6 separate regions of the Homo sapiens genome follow, and all the other regions are linked to region 6. Evidence: chromatin contacts called from ENCODE Hi-C or POLR2A ChIA-PET data. All regions are on one chromosome and are shown on one strand. The core of a region is the stretch at or near the end of the contact, and the rest is flanking DNA. Distances in the headings are between cores, read along the strand shown.

Evidence for each region. A loop is a pair of places that touch in the nucleus more often than their neighbours do. ChIA-PET counts read pairs that join two places held with the same protein, here RNA polymerase II (POLR2A). Pooled maps may share reads with other maps.
Region 1: a loop to region 6 is called in a map of naive thymus-derived CD4-positive, alpha-beta T cell, with 14 times the contacts of the local background. The contact joins the promoter of UBE2I here to the promoter of MRPS34 in region 6. A Hi-C loop is called at or near these places in 7 of 168 maps with a recorded cell type or tissue (CD4-positive, alpha-beta T cell, CD8-positive, alpha-beta T cell, aorta and 3 more), 21 of 37 single-sample maps with no recorded cell type and 21 of 50 pooled maps. POLR2A ChIA-PET finds 5 or more read pairs at or near these places in 13 of 52 experiments (A673, BJ, CD4-positive, alpha-beta T cell and 10 more).
Region 2: a loop to region 6 is called in a pooled map, with 5 times the contacts of the local background. The contact joins the promoter of E4F1 here to the promoter of MRPS34 in region 6. A Hi-C loop is called at or near these places in 1 of 168 maps with a recorded cell type or tissue (gastrocnemius medialis), 4 of 37 single-sample maps with no recorded cell type and 12 of 50 pooled maps. POLR2A ChIA-PET finds 5 or more read pairs at or near these places in 4 of 52 experiments (CD8-positive, alpha-beta memory T cell, GM12878, H1 and 1 more).
Region 3: a pooled map shows a loop between it and region 6 (3-fold over the local background). The contact joins the enhancer-like site here to the promoter of MRPS34 in region 6. A Hi-C loop is called at or near these places in 1 of 50 pooled maps. POLR2A ChIA-PET finds 5 or more read pairs at or near these places in 3 of 52 experiments (B cell, H1 and HCT116).
Region 4: a map of mammary epithelial cell shows a loop between it and region 6 (4-fold over the local background). The contact joins the promoter of TELO2 here to the promoter of MRPS34 in region 6. A Hi-C loop is called at or near these places in 3 of 168 maps with a recorded cell type or tissue (chondrocyte, dorsolateral prefrontal cortex and mammary epithelial cell), 15 of 37 single-sample maps with no recorded cell type and 20 of 50 pooled maps. POLR2A ChIA-PET finds 5 or more read pairs at or near these places in 6 of 52 experiments (CD4-positive, alpha-beta T cell, CD8-positive, alpha-beta T cell, WTC11 and 3 more).
Region 5: a pooled map shows a loop between it and region 6 (2.5-fold over the local background). The contact joins the promoter of BAIAP3 here to the promoter of MRPS34 in region 6. A Hi-C loop is called at or near these places in 2 of 168 maps with a recorded cell type or tissue (B cell and naive thymus-derived CD4-positive, alpha-beta T cell), 7 of 37 single-sample maps with no recorded cell type and 8 of 50 pooled maps. POLR2A ChIA-PET finds 5 or more read pairs at or near these places in 3 of 52 experiments (CD8-positive, alpha-beta T cell, RWPE1 and WTC11).

The regions. Positions count from the first base shown.
Region 1 is chr16:1,308,048-1,311,014 of GRCh38, forward strand. It overlaps UBE2I (ubiquitin conjugating enzyme E2 I), which reads left to right and starts at 1,589. Exons shown (of 7, transcript NM_003345.5): 1 at 1,589-1,726. RefSeq lists silencers at 658-947, 1,438-1,737, 1,938-2,127 and enhancers at 1,158-1,397, 2,099-2,710.
Region 2 is chr16:2,221,983-2,225,002 of GRCh38, forward strand. E4F1 (E4F transcription factor 1) reads left to right here and starts at 1,609. Exons shown (of 14, transcript NM_004424.5): 1 at 1,609-1,788. The coding sequence starts at 1,632. RefSeq lists silencers at 1,304-1,443, 1,734-1,823 and enhancers at 1,504-1,673, 1,904-2,043.
Region 3 is chr16:1,458,637-1,461,952 of GRCh38, forward strand. CLCN7 (chloride voltage-gated channel 7) reads right to left here. Exons shown (of 25, transcript NM_001287.6): 3 at 2,967-3,038; 4 at 2,769-2,834; 5 at 2,180-2,312; 6 at 1,782-1,891; 7 at 471-551. Among named protein-coding and RNA genes, the nearest start is that of CLCN7, 15 kb to the right of the region's middle. Within about 2 kb of position 1,286, at least 3 of the 41 ENCODE cell types and tissues checked have a DNase peak (open chromatin) inside an H3K27ac peak, as active enhancers do; they include B cell, where a contact is called at or near this core.
Region 4 is chr16:1,491,443-1,494,611 of GRCh38, forward strand. It overlaps TELO2 (telomere maintenance 2), which reads left to right and starts at 1,918. Exons shown (of 21, transcript NM_016111.4): 1 at 1,918-2,163; 2 at 2,804-3,169. The coding sequence starts at 2,840. RefSeq lists enhancers at 1,576-1,625, 1,723-2,623 and silencers at 1,836-1,925, 2,096-2,145, 2,156-2,355.
Region 5 is chr16:1,331,905-1,334,974 of GRCh38, forward strand. It overlaps BAIAP3 (BAI1 associated protein 3), which reads left to right and starts at 1,741. Exons shown (of 34, transcript NM_001199097.2): 1 at 1,741-1,845. RefSeq lists silencers at 695-895, 1,631-1,790.
Region 6 is chr16:1,771,178-1,774,455 of GRCh38, forward strand. MRPS34 (mitochondrial ribosomal protein S34) reads right to left here and starts at 1,957. Exons shown (of 3, transcript NM_023936.2): 1 at 1,622-1,957; 2 at 1,427-1,469; 3 at 718-1,336. The coding sequence starts at 1,942. The coding sequence ends at 1,044. It overlaps EME2 (essential meiotic structure-specific endonuclease subunit 2), which reads left to right and starts at 1,633. Exons shown (of 8, transcript NM_001257370.2): 1 at 1,633-2,297; 2 at 2,528-2,664; 3 at 3,083-3,175. The coding sequence starts at 2,051. NME3 (NME/NM23 nucleoside diphosphate kinase 3) reads right to left here and starts at 366. Exons shown (of 5, transcript NM_002513.3): 1 at 312-366; 2 at 103-233. The coding sequence starts at 357. RefSeq lists silencers at 1,572-1,711, 2,072-2,171, 2,202-2,511, 2,522-2,631, 2,642-2,701 and 1 more and enhancers at 1,002-1,091, 1,882-2,021, 2,879-3,278.

The DNA.
Region 1 (2,967 bases), core at 339-2,838, 460 kb before region 6:
GAATGAGGGAGGAATGAGTAAGTGAGGGAGGGAATGAGTTTGTGAGAGTGGGAATGAGTGAGGGAGGGAGGGAATGAATGAATGAGAGAGGAAATGAGTGAGGGAGGGAATGAGTGAGGGAAGGAATGAATGAGTGATGGAGGGAATGAATGAATCAGTGAGGGAGGGAATCAGTGAGGGAGGGAATGAGTGAGTGAGGGAGGGAGGGAATGAATGAGAGAGGGAATGAGTGAGGGAGGGAAGGAATGAATGAGGGTGGGAATGAATGAATGAGGGCGGGAATGAATGAATGAGGGCGGGAATGAGTGAGAGTGAGAATGAGTGAGTGAGGGAGGGAATGAATGAGTGAGGGAGGGAATGAGTGAGGGAGGGAATGAGTGAGTGAGGGAGGGAATGAGTGAGGGAGGGAATGAGTGAGTGAGGGAGGGAATGAGTGAGTGGGAATGAATGAGTAAGTGAGGGAGGGAATGAGTGAGTGAGGGTGGCAATGAATGAGTAAGTGAGGGAGGGAATGCGTGAGAGAGGGAAGGAATGATTGAGTGATGGAGGGATCGAATGAATGAGGGAGGGAGGGAATTAGTGAGGGAGGGAGGGAATTAGTGAGTGAGGGAGGGAATGACGGAGTAGGGGAGGGAATGAATGAATGAGTGAGGGAGGGAATGAATGAATGTGGTCACTCCCCGCGGTCCCCAAGCACCCGGACACCGTGACCTTGGCTGCGGCCCCGCCGTCGGCGAAATGCGGGCGGGGGGGCCGGGAGAGCCCGGGGGCCAGCACGGTCGCGCGTTGGCGAACGGACTGTCCCGCGCGCTCGCGGGTCTGGGGGCCTCCCGACCCGGTCCTGCTTGTTGCGTGGGCGGGAGGGGGGACCGGAAGCGCCCCTCCCCCACGGGCTCGCCCCGCCCCCGCCGCTCGCGGTCCCCCACGTCCCGCCCGCGCCCCGGCCCAGGGCCAGCCCCCGGTTTAGGGAGCATCCACACTTCTCCTCCCGTCGGTCATGCTCGCATTCGGCCTTTTGTACGGGGTCAGCTCATTGGGCGGATGAGAAGGTGTCCCCGCCTACCGCCCCGAACTGGCCAATTGCAAGGGGTTTCACAGGGCGCTGAACTCGCGGGAGCGTCACCGTCCTGCGACGCTTCAGAGGATCCTTAGGCCTCAGTGGTCTTTGACCCCCGGCCCCAGGACCTGACCCCAAGGAAACCTCCGGGACCTGTGGCTGGAGAGGTGACCGCCAGGCATCCGGGGAGCCTTTGGAGATCTCGGCTTCCTTTTTCCCCCGCTGCTTGCCGGCGTGTCCTCGGGTGGACGCGGGCAGCCCGAAGGGGAGTTTACAGACGCTCCCTCACATCGGGGACGCGGCTCCTTTAAGGGCGTAGGTGTCCAGGGCGCCGCCTGACTGGAAAGTCGCCCCCCGGCCGGGCTCCTGGGGCGGACCCGGGGCGCGGGCGCGCGGCGGCGGGGCGCGGGCAACGGGGAGCGCTCGGCGGCGCGGGAGGCGCTCGGGGCCGGGCGGCAGGAGCGGCGCGCGAGGCAGGCGTGCAGAGGGCAGCCCCGCGTTAGGCCCCGCCCCGCGCGCCCCGCCCGCGCCAGGGTCCTCGGAGCTGCTCTGGCTGCGCGCGGAGCGGGCTCCGGAGGGAAGTCCCGAGACAAAGGGAAGCGCCGCCGCCGCCGCCCCGCTCGGTCCTCCACCTGTCCGCTACGCTCGCCGGGGCTGCGGCCGCCCGAGGTGAGCGCGTGCGGGGGCCGGGCCGGGGCCGCGGGGCGGGGGTCGGGCCGAGGCCTCTACTCCTGTTGGGCCCGGGCCCCCGACTGCCCCGCGCCCCGCCCCGCCGAGCCGGGCCCCGCGCCGCGGCCGAGCTTTCCGGGGAGCCCGAGAGGCCCCGCGCTCGGCGCCGGCTCGGTCCGCGCTGCTGGCGCCGCTGGGCTGCGGCCCGAGCGGCCGGGCCGCCGCAGGCCTTCGGGGCCGGGGCTCCCCCACTTCGCCCCCGAGGTGCGCCTGGCGCGGGGCCGGGGCAGCCACCTGCAGCCGGGGCCCCGCGAGGCCGCGCCTTCCTCCTGCGCGGGGAGCGGCTTCCGGGGTCACGGTCGCCCCGCGGACGGATAGGATGGGCCGCGGGGGGAGAGTCTTGGATTGCAACATCGCTGGCTCGCGGGGGTGGGGGCCGGCGAGCGGGCTTGTTTTCGGTGCCTTAAAACCAAAACAAGTGTAAGTTTTCTTGTGCCTCTGAAGATGCTCCGCTGGCGCTTGCTGGGGCCCTGAACGTGAGCGCCTCGCTGGAGGGGGAGTTTTATTCTGTTTTGGACATCTCTTTTTATCGGTTGAATAGTAGTTGGTTCTGGTAGTTAACGTGCGTAGGAGGAATGTAAGGGAATGATTAGTTGGGCTTGTGATCGTGGCCTGTAGTCACGCTTGAATCGCAGAATGAAGTGGTTTTGTTTGTATAATTGGAAGTTACGCTTAGTTTCTCTGTTTGCAAAGTGCCTGTCTTTGGGGAGTTCGGTTTGTTTCCTTTTACAGGACCTACCCCAAGTGTTTCTTGCTCTTCAAGAAACGTTGCCTTTGGGTAGAGAACCTATGCAACGGAAGACGGGACGGATCCTCAGTTTGCCCTGATTGCTCATTCAGAGAGGTCCGTTCCCTAGGCCACTGGGTGATTGCTGGTGTGCGCTTGTATGGTGTCTCAGGGTTTGGGATCTTGCTTCAGAAACATTCTCGGGGCCTGGGGCAGATCAGGTGCGGCCAGGTAAGCGTCTCCCGACTGCAGGTGCTTGGGTCTTGCAGAAGGGAATACCTCCCCAAGCCTGGGAGAGTTTGCATTTGGGTGCAGGAGGGCCTTTAAAGGCTTCTTGTGCCAGCCTGTCGTGGCGACCACCCGTTGTGGAGATCAGTGCGGTGGAGTTGTGGGAGGTGAGTGCTTTGCTCACCCTCAGCCAGGAAGTTGCTCTGAAGTCGGTGCTGTCAACCAG
Region 2 (3,020 bases), core at 359-2,858, 450 kb after region 6:
GCCAAGGGGGACGGATCACCTGAGGTCAGGAGTTCAAAACCAGCATGGCCAACATGGTGAAACTCCGTCTCTCCTAAAAATATAAAAAAATTAGCCGGGTGTGGTGGCAGTTGCCTGTAGTCCCAGCTACTCAGGAGGCTGAGGCAGGAGAATCGCTTGAACCTGGGAGGCGGAGATTGCAGTGAACCAAGATCGTGCCGTTGCATTCTAGCCTAGGTGACAGAGCGAGACTCCATCTCAAAAAACAAAAACAGGCCGGGCGCGGTGGCTCATGCTTGTAATCCCAGCACTTTGGGAGGCCGAGGCGGGCAGATCGTGAGGTCAAGAGCTTGAGACCATCTAGGCCAACATGGTGAAACCCTGTCTCTACTAAAAATACAAAAATTAGCTGGCCATGGTGGTGCACTCCTGTAGTCCCAGCTACTCGGGAGGCTGAGGCAGGACAATCATTTGAACCCAGGAGGCGGAGGCTGCAGTGAGATCGCGCCATTGCACTCCAGCCTAGGTGATAGAGTGAGACTCTGTCTCAAAAACAAACACCCCAAACAAACAAAAACCAAAAACAACCCCCATCTCCAAAACCAAAAATTCAACGTGGCTGGGAGTCGTGGCTCACGCCTGTCATCCTAGCACTTTGGGAGGCCGAAATGGGAAAATGGTTTGAGGCTAGGAGTTTGAGACCAGCCTAGTCTAAACAGCAAGACCCTGTCTCTATTTAAAATACATAATGCAAATAAATTTTAAAAAATTTAAAAAGTGGCTGGGCACGGTGGCTCACGCCTGTAATCCCAGCACTTTGGGAGGCCGAGGCGGGCGGATCACGAGGTCAGGAGATCGAGACCATCCTGGCTATCACGGTGAAACCCCGTCTCTACTAAAAATACAAAAAATTAGCCTGGCGTGGTGGCGGACACCTGTAGTCCCAGCTACTCAGGAGGCTGAGGCAGGAGAATGGCGTGAACCCGGGAGGCAGAGCTTGCAGTGAGCCGAGATCGCGCCACTGCACTCCAGCCTGGGCGATAGAAAGAGACTCCGTCTCAAAAAAGAAAGAAAAAAAAATTAAAAGTATATAAAAGAATAAAACAGCTTCGCAGAGCTACCCATGAGCCATCCCCGACCCGTGTTCTTTTCCCGTGACCCGGGTAACCATCTTGGGAGGCTCTAACACCCTAGGCGGTCAGTGGGCAGCAGGCACCACACCCCTGGTTGGAGCTGTGGCGGCTTCCCAGCAGCAGCCGCGGGCGGGGCGACCTGTCCTTAGGTACGGAAGCGCTGGGGCGCGGCTGCCTAGCAGCCGCCAGTCCGCTCGCCCCTCGCGTTCTCTGGCTCTCAAATCCGAGTGCAGCCTCGAACATAGGTCCTTCTGCCGCCCCGCCCCCTGGCTGGCAATCTGCTCCACCGTAACCACGCCCTCCCCACAGTCCCGCCCCATCTTCGCTCTCAGCGCGCCCGGCCCCGCCTCTGCCCTTTAAGGCCACACCGCTATCCAGGCCCGGCTCCCCGCCTGTCCGTCAATCCGCTCCGGTTCTGCCCCGCCCTCCTCTTGCCGTTCCCTCACGCTGGCCTCGGCGCGGCCCGTTGTTATGACGACATGGTCGTAAATCCGCCATCTTCCTGCGGCGCGTTGCGACATGGAGGGCGCGATGGCAGTGCGGGTGACGGCCGCTCATACGGCAGAAGCCCAGGCCGAAGCCGGGCGGGAAGCGGGCGAGGGTGCAGTTGCGGCGGTGGCGGCGGCCTTGGCCCCCAGCGGCTTCCTCGGCCTCCCGGCGCCCTTCAGCGAGGAAGGTAACCGGGCCGACCCGGAGGGTGCGGCCGGGGTGCGGGCAGTTCATCCCGGGCTGGCAGAGGCCCGGATGGCCCGAGCTGCGGGCTCGACCGACCCTCCCAGACCCAGACACCTCGCGGATCTCGCGGGACCCTCACAGCCCTCCACGAAACCCCCAGGTTTGCTGCGACCCTCACGGGCCTCTCCTGCGGGGCGCCTGTCATCCCCCCTCTCTGGTGTGCGTCCACAAGTGCTCGCGGGTTGCTGAGCCCCCGGGCGCCCGGTGTAGACATTCGCAGACGCCGGCGTCCCGGCCCTTCTCTGCCTCCGATGCCTGAGCCTGGCCCTCCCCTCCTCTGGGCCCCTTCCTCCTGCACCTGATGGGCGTCTAGGGCCCTGTTGGTGGTTCCAAGAGGGTGGGGCCTCGGTTTCTCCAGGATCTGGGCTCTGGGCCTGTCCGTAGGGAGGCAGCAGAGCCTAGTGCAAGAGGGCTGGTGCACTGCAGCCAGCCTGTGGCCCCTTCCAGTCCCACACTTGCCGCTTTCTAGTTCTTTGATCCTGGGTAGGTGACCCTACCTCTGTGAACCTCTATTTCCCCTACAGAATGGGGCGGCGGCTTCTGCCAGTAATGTAACAAGCCCTTATCCTGCTTTAGGTTTTTTCATTCTCAAACCAGTCCTGACAGGTGGATGTTATTGTTATTCTCATTTTGGGGATGAGGAAAATCGAAGGTTGGAGACCTGAAAGTGACCGGGTGGGCTGGGTGCGGTGGCTCACGCCTGTAATCCCAGCACTTTGGGAGGTCGAGACGGGCGGGTCACGAGGTCAGGAGATGGAGACCATCCTGGCCAACATGGTGAAACCCGTCTCTACTAAAAATACAAAAAAACAAAATTAGCCGGGCGTGGTGGCGGGCGCCTGTAGTGGGGAGGCTGAGGCGGAGAATGGCGTGAACTCGGGAGGTGGAGCTTGCGGTGAGCCGAGACCGCGCCACTGCACTCCAGCCTGGGCGGCAGAGCCGGACTCCGTCTCAAAAGAAAAGAAAATGACCAGGGTCACCCAGGTAGTTAAGTAGCAAGGGTTGGATTGGATCTCAGCACTGTGAAGGCCTTCACAGCCCCTTTAACTTCCGGGCTCTGCTGCCTCATAGAAGCATCATGGGAATTAAAATAAAGATTGTGGCCAGGCGCAGTGGCTCACGCCTGTAATCCCAGCACTTTGGGAGGCCAAGGTGGGTGGATCACCTGAGGTC
Region 3 (3,316 bases), core at 36-2,535, 310 kb before region 6:
AGGAACGATGGCGGCACAGACAGAAGCAACCACAGCGGAACTGGGTCAGGACTCCCAGCACCTCCAGAACCAGATGCTCTGATAACACCAAGTGTAAATGACCATGAGGCAAACTGAAAGCGGGAAACTGCTACACGCCCACTACCACGACAGCTTCCACGGTGAATCAGTCACCACCACGCAGCCCACAGTCACAGACGCGTCGCACAGCTGTGTCACACATGCACCACGCAAGCATTTCTGTATGACTACTCATTTCTTACGTAATTTAATATGTGCAAATACCAGTTGTTACCACTTTCAGAAAAAAAGGTGACCCCTTCACACCCAGCCAGCCCATCTGCACACAGTGCCACCAGTACACAGGGTGGCTGAGGCCAGTTCTGGAAGGCAGGCAGCCAAGAGAGCTGCTCCTGAACCAGCAAAGAGCGGGCGCCCACCCTGCCCAGCCAGGGCCACCGCACCCTCACCTTGAGCCGCACCACGTGGGGGATCTTCACCCCGTTGAGGAAGCACTTGATCTGGGGGATTCCGCTGCCAGCAGCCACCGGCTGAAAGAGGGGAAGCACGGCTGAGTGGGTCACGGCCAGGCTGAGACAGATGCAGCCCCTCAGCCCCAGGAGCCCCAGGAGCTGAGGAGAGCAGCAGACACGTCGGGGCCTCAGGGAAGGGGAGCTCAGCACACAAACGTCGGGGCCCCAGGGAAGGGAAGAGCAGCACACACGTCAGGGCCCCAGGGAAGGGGAGAGCAGCGCACACGTCGGGGCCCCAGGGAAGGGGAGCTCAGCACACACGTCGGGGCATCAGGGAAGGGGAGAGCAGCACACGCGTCGGGGCCTCAGGGAAGGGGAGAGCAGCACACATGTCGGGGCCTCAGGGAAGGGGAGCTCAGCACACACTTCGGGGCCCCAGGGAAGGGGAGAGCAGCACACATGTCGGGGCCTCAGGGAAGGGGAGCTCAGCACACACTTCGGGGCCCCAGGGAAGGGGAGCTCAGCACACACTTCGGGGCCCCAGGGAAGGGGAGAGCGGCACACACGTCGGGGCCTCAGGGAAGGGGAGCTCAGCACACATGTCGGGGCCTCAGGGAAGGGGAGCTCAGCACACACTTCGGGGCCCCAGGGAAGGGGAGCTCAGCACACACTTCGGGGCCCCAGGGAAGGGGAGAGCGGCACACACGTCGGGGCCTCAGGGAAGGGGAGCTCAGCACACACGTCGGGGCCCCAGGGAAGGGGAGCTCAGCACACATGTCGGGGCCTCAGGGAAGGGGAGAGCAGCACACACGTCGGGGCCTCAGGGAAGGGGAGAGCAGCACACACTTCGGGGCCCCAGGGAAGGGGAGCTCAGCACACACGTCGGGGCCTCAGGGAAGGGAAGAGCAGCACACACGTTGGGGCCCCAGGGAAGGGTCTCATGTCGTTGGGGTAGCTGCTCTCACTCTTCCCAGCCCAGACACAGATCAAGGACGTGGTGGAGGCGGAGGTGGAGATGGAAGGAGGGGAGGGCAGAGTGAGGAGATGGAAGGAGGGGCGGAGTGGGGTGAGGGTGCCCAGGCCTGTGCTGGTAGGTCAGGAGCAGCACCCCAGGGCTCTGGGGGTGAAGAGGCCCTGGTGTGTCTGCTCCTCCTGAGGTTGTGAGTCTGGACCACGTGATTCTAAAAGTGCCCGGGTTGTCAGCCAATGTGATGGTGGGGGTGGGTGAGCTGCAGGGGTTCCCGCCCATTCACCAAGACCCCCAATCCTTCATGGGGTCCGCCATAGCTGCGGCATCCTGCCACCCACCTCTATGAAAGCCACAATCACAGAGCCCACGAGCACGAAGGCGGCGTTCAGCGTGGCCCACAGCAACAGGGAGAAGGACAGTCCGCCCTTCTCTGTGAACTTGTCGATATCTGGGGCTCATCAAGGAGGGCTGGCTGCTTCCCCGTCATGACCACCCAGCCCAGACCTCAGCCCTGCCCCACAGACCAGCCTGGCAGATGCCACCCTGCTGGGTGGAGCCATGATGTTCACTGGACATCCCAGAGACGTCTCACGGCCCAACCATGACAGGGACACAGCCAGCCTGGCCGGGCCGCCTCCACCTGCACTGGAACACGCTGGGCTCAGGACTTCTGCCCGGGACTCGGCCCAGGCCACGCCCCCCTCCCAAGCTGCAGCGGCCGCACTGGGAAGGATACTGCCCTTGATGACCCTGTACTTGAGGCCAGCCAGGTTTTCCACCACGATGTCAATGAAGCAGGCCACGAGGCCCGTGAGGATCCCAATGAGGGCGCAGATGACCCAGCGCTTGATCTCCACCGTCCGGAAGGCCTGCAGGGCGCGGTCAGGGCGAGGGTCAGGCAGGGCCCTGGCGCAGTCACTCTGGCAGCAGCAGGACCGCCCAGACCGCCTGCAGGCCCCGGGATTATGAAGGGCCCAGTGTGCACGGTGCGCTGAGTCCCACAAAGGACAGTTTCTGGCCAACATCTGAGGCGCACCCGGGGCCCGAGGGTGACTCGGGGAGGTGGGTGAATTCCCAACAACTTCACAGCCAGCGGTTGTTATGCTGGGCACCGCATCTGGCGGCCGTAAGAGCAGCCTTCTTGGTTACGGTGACCGTGACCCTCCCACTGTCTCTAGAAACCAGACGAACCACAGGCCTCAGAGGCGGAGTCAGAGGAGGAGGGAGGAGGTGCGTCACCTCACCCCGGCAGAAGAGCAGCCCCAGGCCCGGCCGGCACCAGGCCCCGCACCGTGGGGCCCTGCAGGGAGCGGCGTCCAGCTCACCGTGTGATTGATCCGCCGCTCCTCCTCCAGGAACAGCTGGTTCTCACTGTTGTCATAGTCCAAGCTCTGCAGGCCGGGACAGCAAGGGCAGCACTCAGCACCGAACCCACGCTCTGGGTGCGGGCACAGGGGACCGGGAGTGGGCTGGCAGGGGGCAGAGGCCGGGTCTCAGGGTCAGGGGGACAGAAGGACGCCCACCTCATACTTGAGGGACAGGAGCTTCTCGTTGTGTGGGATCTCCTTGGGGAAGGGATGTGGAGGGTCCATATCCTGTGGCAGAAAAAGGCAAAGAGAGAAGCACAGTTGACAAGGCCACAAGGAGAGAGGCCCCTCTCAGCTCACACACGAGGCCATTATCATCCCGACACCAAGGACAAGGACACAGCAAGAGAACTGCACATGGGGCGCGGTGGCTGACACCTACAATCCCAGCACTTTGGGAGGCCGAGGCAAGTGGACCAGCTGCGGTCAGGAGTTCGAGACCAGCCTGGACAACAAGATGAAACCCTGTCGCTACTAAAAATACAAAAATTAGCTGGGCGTGGTGG
Region 4 (3,169 bases), core at 668-3,167, 280 kb before region 6:
GCTCATCCTCACAATGGCCACCTAGTCCCCTCGTCCGTGTCGCCCCCCTACCGTCTGCTCTCCTAACTGCACCAGCATGGACCCGTGCCTTCAATGGCTCCAGGAGATGCCTGCCACACAAGCAAAATCTTAGTCCCTGCGAGGGCCTTCTGTGGCCTGGCCCACTGCCTCACTCCCTCCAGGCCTCACCCCTGCATATGCCTCCCTCGGCTCCACCTCCCGGGCAACAGTTGCGGCCTCAGGCCTTTGCACCTGCCGTTTTCCTGCCAGTGAGACTCTTCCCTGGCTGTCAACACATTCAGGGCTCTGCTCTAAGGTGTTCTGTTCAGAGCTCTCACCTTACGTAAGACAGCACCCACTGCTCTCTGGCTCTTTTCTTTTTTTTTTTTTTTGGAGGAGTCTCGCTCTGTCACCCAGGCTGGAGTTCAATGGCACAATCTCCACTCATTGCAACCTCTGCCTCCTGGGTTCAAGCAATTCTCCTGCCTCAGCCTCCCAAGTAGCTGGGATCACAGACACATGCCACCACGCCCAACTAATTTTTGTATTACTATTATTATTATTATTATTCTTTTTTTAGGAGAGACGGGGTTTCACCATGTTGGCCAGGCTGGTCTCGAACTCCTGAGCTTGTGACCCACCCGTCTCGGCCTCCCTAAGTGCTGGGATTAGAGGTGTGAACCACTGTGCCCGGCCACTGGCTCTTATTTTCTTACCCTACCGGTTTTTTATTTTGATTCCTTTTTTTTTTTTGAAACAGGGTCTTGCTCTGTTGTCCAGGCTGGAGTGCAGTGGCAGTGAACATGGCTCACTGCAGCCTCAACCTCCCGGGCTCAAGCCATCCTCCCACCTCAGCCTCCTGAGTAGCTGGGATCACAGGCTCATGACACCGTGCCTGGCTAATTTTTAAATTTTTTGTAGAGACAGGGTCTCACTATTTTTCCCATTCTTGAACTTCTGGGTGCAAACGATTCTCCCACCTCAGCTTCCCAGTGCTGGAATTACCGGCGTGAGCCACCGGGCCCGGCCTCTGCCAGTTTTTCTGCTCGAGGCCTGTCACCTGGCATATTTCGTATGTACTTTATCTGTTCCCCCGATAGGTGAGCAGGAACTTTGCATCATTTGTTGCTCAGAAGGCTTGGTGCACCAAGCAGGCATTTAATCAATGTTTGTTGAATGGATAACTGTTCCCCAGCTTTTCCCACATCCATCACTGCTGAAATGGCGCCTCTTTAGGTGTCTTCCTGGATTGCCCCCTCCACAAAGATGAAGCCCCCCACACTCCGCTGCGGTGTACAGAAGGCACTGCATGTTGTAAATGTTCAGTGTCCGGCTGTCCAGCCTGGCGGCCACAGCCAAAGGTAGTACCGAGCCCTTGAGATGGGGCTAGTGCTGCAAGGGAACTGGACTTATTTAACTTCAGTTAATTTACAGAGCCACATGCGTCTAGCGCTTACCCTACTGGTCGCAGTTTTTATTCCACGACCCGGCCTCATTTACGGAGCTGCAATTGTTCAGATCTGACATGATCTCAACTGCTCTTTTACTTCCTTGTGTACCGTGCGTTTCCCTTACTGGCCTCTGACCCTTGAAAGCAGAGCCTTACATCCGGGGAAGACGAGCCAGGCCTGTCTTGGTAAACATCTGCCTTAGAGCGAACGCTCGGCGTTCTGGAGAGAATGTGGGACCCGAGGCGGAGGGAAGAGACGGCTGACATCACTCCAGGGTAGGGACGACCGAGATGGGAGAAACTAAGGCGAGAACCCACCACCCGGGCGCAGCGAACCCAGCTCGCAGCCACGTGGGGAAGCGCGGCCCTGCCCTCAGGCCCCGCCCCACTCACGCGTCAGGCCCCGCCCACCCCACCGCCCCCCGCTCCCGCGTCCAGGCTCCGCCCCGTCCCCGCGCAGCGCAGGCGCAGATGCGCCCTCCCGCCTGGCGTCCTCCGCAGATTCGCGCTGAGAGGCCCGCGGAGACCCGCCCCAGAGGCTCAAGAAAACCCGCGGGAGCCTCGCCCGGACCCAGGAACTCGTGCTCGGGGCCAACCGGCTGGGCCGCGATCGCGTTTCGTCCGGGGCCGCGGCGGCCGTGGGGAATCGGCTGCAGCGAATCGGTGGCGCGCGGCGCCTGAGCGCGCTGCAGTCACCCGGGAGCCGGGTCCAGGTCGGGTTGGGGGTCGGGGATCGGGGATCGGGGGTCCGGTTGGGTCGGGTTGGGCTCCAGGTCTGGTTGGGTCGGGTCCAGGTCGGGTAGGAGTCCGGTCGGGGTCCGGGTACAGGTCGGGGTCCGGGCCTGGATCGGGGGCGGGTCCGCGTGCGGCTCCTCTAGCCCCGAACCCGTGTTCCCCGTAAGCTGTTGGTTTCTAAGGGGCGGAGGAATGGCGACTGGAGCCACCTCTCACCGCTCAGGGAGCCGGGAGGGCCGGCAGCTCCCGCGGGCCGAGTTTCCCGCCTTGGGTGCGAGGACGCGTGGGGCCGCGCTGTGCCCGGGGAACACTCACCAGCATCTCTAGCCTCCACCTCCCTCTCGCGCCAGTGGCACTCCCGGTTGAGACAACTGAGAATGTTCCCTGGGCACAGTGGCCCGGGTTGAGAAGCCCTGCAGTGGCTGGTAGCGTTGGGGTCCGAGCGGAGGAGCGAACTCTGGGTGGAAACCGGCAGGCACTGGAGGGGAAGGAGGCGGGACAGGGTTGGGTGGGACCAGGGTTGAGGGGTGTGGGGTCTCGGGGCGCTCACCGAGGGGCTTCCTGAGCTTGTGTGGATTATTTCCGTGCCCCAAGCTGAGCCCTGTGTCCATGTCACAGGTCGTCTTCCCGTGACGCCCAGATCTGTCCTGCAGGATGGAGCCAGCACCCTCAGAGGTTCGACTCGCCGTCCGGGAAGCCATTCATGCCCTCTCGTCTTCGGAGGATGGCGGCCACATCTTCTGCACCCTGGAGTCCCTGAAGCGGTATCTCGGTGAGATGGAGCCTCCAGCGCTCCCGAGGGAGAAGGAGGAGTTTGCCTCGGCCCACTTCTCGCCTGTCCTCAGATGTCTTGCCAGCAGGCTGAGCCCAGCCTGGCTGGAGCTGCTGCCCCATGGCCGCCTGGAGGAGCTGTGGGCCAGCTTCTTCCTGGAGGGCCCGGCGGACCAAGCCTTCCTGGTGTTGATGGAGACCATCGAGGGTGCT
Region 5 (3,070 bases), core at 491-2,990, 440 kb before region 6:
CTGTCCCTTCACTTAAAGCCAGTGTGATCACCATGGCAACCGGCCTGTGTTTGTTCCAACAGGTGGGCAGAACCTGGTGCAAGACCGCAGAGGCAGGGGCGTCACTCCCAGACCCGGTCTCCAGACCCACCAGCCCCTCAGGAGAACACTGCTACAGAGTGGGGCTGAGGGCCCAGGCCCCCTCCCCTGCTTCCCCCACCGCGTCCCTGTCCCAGCCAGTCCCTGCATTTCCTGCAAGCTCCCTGCCCTCCCCCACCGGCCTGGCTGTGCTGGGTCAGGATCCGGCAGAGCCTGGGCCGAGCGTCCCGAAGGAGAGCCCACCCAGGGGTCCTGCCCCCGATCCTGCACAGACAGGTGTGGGGCGGGCATGGATTTGAGTGAGTTGGGATCCAGAAGCCAAGACAGTTGTTGGCAGACGGGCCCCCTCCCTTTGAAGAGCTGTGTTCTGGAAGCCTGTCTGGCCTTGGGCTGCCCAGGTGCCCTTCGGGTGAAAACTCCAAAGTCTGACCACCCCCCACCCCTTGTCCCCAAAGGGCTGCGAGTGTCCAGCTGTATTCGACCAAGGGCAGGTGCGACCGGGGGGCCGCTGCGCCCTCGGCAAGTCTGAGAGCCTCAGGCCCCCGACAGGACCATGCTTAGCACGGACTTCTCAAAGTGTGGTCCCTGGACTGGCGGCAGCAGACTGGAGCTGGGAAGTGCAGGCGCTGGCTGGCGTGGGGACCACACCTGTGATCTCAGCGCCTTAGGAGGCCGGGGAAGGGGGATCCCTTGAGCCTGGGAGTTTGAGACCAGCCTGGGCAACATAGGGAGACCCCCATCTCCACAAAAGAAACCAAAAAACATTAGCCGGCGGGTGGTCCCAGCTACTGGGGAGGCTGAAGCGGGAGGACCACTTGAGCCGGAGAGTTCGAGGTTGCAGCGAGTGGAGATGGTGCCACTGCGCTCCAACCTGGTTGAGAGCTATTTTTGAGAGCTTTTTCGAGACTCTGTCTGAAAAAAAAAGGGAAAAAACGCAGATCGCGCCCCCACCCAGACTTCGGGACCAGCGGGTTGGGGACAGGACCCATCAATGCCTTAACAAACCCTGCAGGAGACCGCGGGCCCGCTGGGGTTCCAGGACAGCGCAGCGGAGGAAGAGCGGGGAGCCACCCGGGAGGGGCTGGCGGGGTCCAGTGCAGACCCCAGGGGCTCCGGGGGCTCTGGCCGGCTGTGACCCCACAAGCGCCAACTGGGCCCTCACCAGAGCCCCAGGGACGATCGCCCCACAGACCGTCCGCGTGGGCGTGGGGCGTCCCGAGTGGATCCCTGCAGGACGCATCCCCGCCCCGAGAAGAGAGCGGCGGGGCCCGCGAGGTGTCCCTGAGTCAGGCCCTTCCAGAAAGGTCTGCACCGCTGCTGGTCTTCGTGACCGTGGCTTCCCTGGGGTCCGCGGAGGAGACCCCGCCGACCACCCCCTTCTAGACCCCACGCGCCACGGGGAGGGCGCGCGCGGCCAGGCGGGGTCCCGAGGCAGCCAAGCCCGCTCCCCGTCCCGCAGCCACCTGTGGGTTGACTCACAGCCCCGCATCCCGGGGGAGGGGGCTCCGGCCCGGCTCAAGGCACGGAGACCCCGGCCGGGTCCCCTAAGGCGCCGTGGACGCGGGGGGCGGGGCGAGCGCGGTCAGGCCCCGCCCCGGTCAGGCCCGGCCCCGCCCCCAGTCAGACCCCGCCCCCGCAGCGGCGTCCGCCCAGCAGTTGCTCAGTCGTCGGCGCGCGCGGCTGGGAGCGGTAGCTGTGCCTCGGCGTCCCCGAGCTGGTGCCGAGCGCAGCGCCCCAGGAGCCCCCCCATCCCCGCGCCGGCCCACGGTAAGTGCCGCGGGCTGCGGCCAGTGCTGTTGGGCCGCCGTCTGGGCTCGGCCCCGCGCCCCAACCCGGACGGACCGACGGCCGCCGCCCCCTTGGTCCGGGTCCCCCAGGAGGCACGGGGGTGGCCTCCGAGGCGGGGGGCGGTGGGAAGGTCTCGACGTCCCCTCGGCCCTGGGGAAACTGAGGCCGCGCATGCTTGGAGGGGCGGGGTCTCGGGGGCATTTCCCCTCCGAACGCGCAGGAGAGGGTGCGGCGGTGGGGTCCGCACTGCGGAGCGGACGGGGAGGGTATCCGGGCGCTGGCGACGGCCTCCCCCGCACTTGAGCCGCCAAGCGAGGCTTCGACCCCCGCGCCTCCCTCCCCGGGGGAGCAGACGGGCCCGGGGCCTCCCAGCACCCCTCCCGGGCGGGCTGCACCCCCCAGCGTCCTCGTCCCTTCCCTCCTCCCGCAGGTCCTCGTAAGGCCCTTTAGTCCCCCCGAAATCCCTGCGAGTGCAAAGCGGCCCCTCCTTCAGCCCCACTCGGCAAAGGGCTGTGGGCTCTTGCCTGGGCCGGGGTCTCCGGGGGAGGAGTTTAAAGTGACACACTAGACCCGCCCCCAGACTCACCCCGGACCGCCCGCCCCCTCCGAGGGGAGAGACCCCCATAGAACTGGGGGTGTGGCTCCTGCGGGCGCCCGGGGCCCCGGGAAAGGGGGTGCCGCGAGGCGGGGCAGGGAGGGGGTCGGTGAGCAGAGGGAGGAGGGAGCGCTGCGCAGACACGGGCGAGGGGAGGAAGAAGGCGCCTCGGGCTCCGGTCTCCTGCGCTCCTGCTGGGCGCCAGCGGCTGGACCTTGGCAGCCGTCTGAGGCTTCGGGGAGCCCAAGGCCACCGGCAGCGCTTGTTAGAATGCAGATTCCCGGGGTTCGACTGGAATGAGACCCCGGGGAGCAGCGTTTGCAGCGGGCCCGCCAGGTGACCTGCACCTGGGCACCGCCATCGGCTTCGCAGGGGCCATCTGGAGGAGTCGGTGAGACCAGGGAGAGATTCCTGCGGGAAACCCCCAGGGCCTGGTGAAGGGGAGTCGGGGGGCTGAGGGAGGAAGAGCAGGGAAGCTGGAGAGAAGACCAAGAGGGCAGCGTGGAGAGCCAGCCTGTGGGGCAGATGTCCTGCCACCTCCCGCCCCAGGCACACACCCAGGGCACCATCAGCTAACCCCCTGCCCCAAATGTGGTAAGAAGGGCGCCC
Region 6 (3,278 bases), core at 707-3,206:
AAGGGTCAGGCCGCCTGCGCCCGCACCCGGCACCTAGGCGTCCCCAGGTCCCCGCTCCCCTTCCCCCCACACCGCGCCCCCGCTCGCTCACCGCGCCCCCACCTGCACCAGCTTCAGCGCCACCAACTTGAAGCCCTTCCTCTCGAAGCGCCGCACAATCTCGCCCACCAGCCGCCGCTGCACGCCGTCCGGCTTCACGGCCAGGAAGGTGCGTTCGTGTGCGCCGGTGCAGGCTGCGGGGCAGGCGGGGACGGGCCGTCAGGCCGGCCCAGCACCGGCCACCCGCCCCCGGCCCGCGCCGCGCGGCTCACCCGCGGGGAAGAGGTTAGCGAAGATGGTCAGCACCAGGCAGATCATGATGGCGGTGCGGGAGCGGGATCCGCGGGGCGGGGCGGTGGCGCCCGGGGCGGGGCCTGCGCTTAAAGAGGCCTGGTCGGGGCGCTGCGGCCTCCGCGGGGAGGCTGCTTCACTTGCACCCCGGAACCCGGCAGCCGTGGGGGGCCGGAGGGCAGCTGCGGAGGCCAAGTCTCCTCCAGCAGCTCGGACACTAACTGTATCCCCCACAACCCGCCCAGGTGGTTCCACCCACGCGGCGCCCTGCTCCGCACCGCCCGAACCCCGCCCCCCCCGCGCCCCCCCGGCCAGGGCCACGACCACAGCGTCAGCCCTTCTCTCCCCGGTCCTAAAGACAGAGCGCAAAGACACCACGACCCTGGGTACTTCTTTTCTCTTTATTCCCTTTCATAGCTTCTGCCGGGATCCAGGCAGAGAGAGCACTAATGGGGGAAAGGGAGCGAGCGCTTCCCGCTTTCCCCAGCGTGGGCCCTCGGAGTTGGGTGTGGGGGCAGCAGGGCCAGAGGAAAGGCACAGGTGGCGATTTGCCCCAGCCCTCCCCCCTAAGATGCAGACCCTCAGAACACGTCGCGGAAGGTGAGCTCCCTGCTCCGAGAGGCAGACTCGGGTGTAACGCAAAGACGGTTTCTTTCATCAATAAGGTCCCCACTGCCTCACAGCCCCTAAGGCCACCCGCTGGTTCTGGCATTCTAGACGGGGGTGCCCTTGGCCCTTCCTTTGTCTTCCTGTTTTGCAGGGTAATCCCAGGGTTCCATGCGTATCCTCTGCACATTCAGCATGGGCTCCTCGGTGCTTGTGTCTCCATTTTTCTGTCGTTCTGCGATAATCATGGCCCGGAGGAGAGGCGGGTACGGCACGGAGGCCAGGCTGTCTTCCGGCGCCGGCGTGAACGCGGTGAAGGCCTCCTCCTCGTGCTTGGGCACCAGCCGCCAGTCATGGTACATGACGTGTTCGATCTCCCGCGCCTCGCTCTCAGTCTTCCCTGATGAAGAAAAAGAGGCGTCTGCACACACTTGCTGTGCCGTCGGCGGTCGGCATCGAACTGCCGGGCACCCGCTCTCCCGAGCCTTACCTTTGAAGGTCAGGATGCCCCAGGCCTTCCCGTGGTCCAAGTTCTGCAAAGCCAGAAGGAAGCGGGGTCAGCTCGCAAAGCTCTCGGCCCCCGAGGTCAGGAGGTGGGAGCCTCAGCCACGCAAACCTGCAGGGAGGAGGGGAGGCGGGGAGACCAGGCGGCTGCAGGGGCGGGGTGCGGACGGGGTGCACGCACCTGCGCCGTGTAGTCGGGCCGCACCCGCGTGAGGCGCCAGTAGCACGGCTCGTCGTGCTGCCACAGCCAGGACTTGCGCGTGACCAGGCGGCCCAGGCCGAAGAGCGGGAGGCGGCCGAGCAGCTGCAAGAGGCGGCTCTCGCGGCGCACGTCGGCCCAGGCCCGGACCGGCAGCCGGCGTCCAGAGAACGGCCGCGTCAAGGTCTCGTAGTCCACCGCGTAGAGCTGGGAGTCGCGCGGCCTGTTCAGTTGCTCCCGCAGGGCGCGCACGCGGCGGGCCAGCTCCGCGATCAGCCGCGGACGCACCTTCTTCCGCGCCATGGCGGGTCCGCGTCCTCAGCGGTCCGGCCGGAAGTCACCGGAAGAGGCCGGTGTCCCAGGCTAAAGTGTTCGGTCGCGGCCGGAAGCGAGGAAGAGGTCGGTCCGGCCATGGCGCGGGTTGGACCCGGGAGGGCGGGGGTCTCTTGCCAGGGCCGGGGCCGGGGACGGGGCGGGAGCGGTCAGCGGCGACCTCCAACCTGGGAGATCTCAGACTCCGACGCTGAGGACTCCGCCGGCTCGGAGGCCGCCGCGAGAGCCCGGGACCCAGCGGGTGAGCGCAGGGCGGCTGCCGAGGCGTTGCGGCTGCTGCGGCCGGAGCAGGTCCTGAAGCGCCTCGCGGTGTGCGTGGACACAGGTGCGGCGGAGGGCACGGGCGATACTCGGGGTAGGAAAGGCCTTTCTCCGCCAGGCGGCGCCCTCTGTCCGACTGGGCGGGGCGCGCGTGCCGAGGGGCCTGGGGCCGGGCCCGCCTCCCAGTCGGGGGTTTGTGCCGAATGGAGACTCCCCGGTCCGGCCACCCGCCCAGGTAGGGCGCTCGCGAGGGTGGAAGGAAGCAGTGACCGCGCTCCTCTCCCCCGGTCCCAGCCATCCTGGAAGACGCCGGTGCCGACGTCCTGATGGAGGCCCTGGAGGCCCTGGGCTGCGAGTGCCGCATCGAGCCCCAGCGCCCGGCCCGCAGCCTGCGGTGGACCCGAGCGAGTCCCGACCCCTGCCCCCGCAGCGTGAGTGGTCGCGGGTTCCCGAGGGCCAGCCGCGAGTTGGCTGTTTTGCTTCCATGATTTCAGCCCTGGAGCTGTCCCTGAGGCAGCTGCCCTGGGCCGTGCGCGTCTCGCGGATGGGTAAAGCAAGGATGGAGAACGGGAAGTGGAGGTGCCCAAGCCGTTCTGCTGGTATAGAGCCGAGCTGGCTGGAGAAGGTTCCGTCTCGATTCAGGCTGTGGTCTGGATTCCTGCCAGCCACAGAGACCTGGCCTGAGCTTGGCCTTGGCAGGAAAGGGAACACTGGGCTTCTGTAGAGCAGGCCTGTCAGGGCCTGGGCTTGGCTGGGGCCACGAACCGCTTTGCTGCTGGACTGCCCAGGCAGGGCCCCTGGGGCACCCGGGGTTGAGACAGGCAGCAGCGCGTCCCCATGTCCCCACAGCTGCCTCCTGAAGTGTGGGCTGCAGGTGAACAGGAATTGCTGCTGCTGCTGGAGCCCGAGGAGTTTCTGCAGGGCGTCGCCACACTGACCCAGGTGCTCGGGTGGTGGCAGTAGTCCCTCTCTAATCAGGAGGGGTGGGTTCCCAGCCGGGAGGCGCCTGCTCCGCCGGTCCCTGCCCCTGTAGACGGGGCTGGAG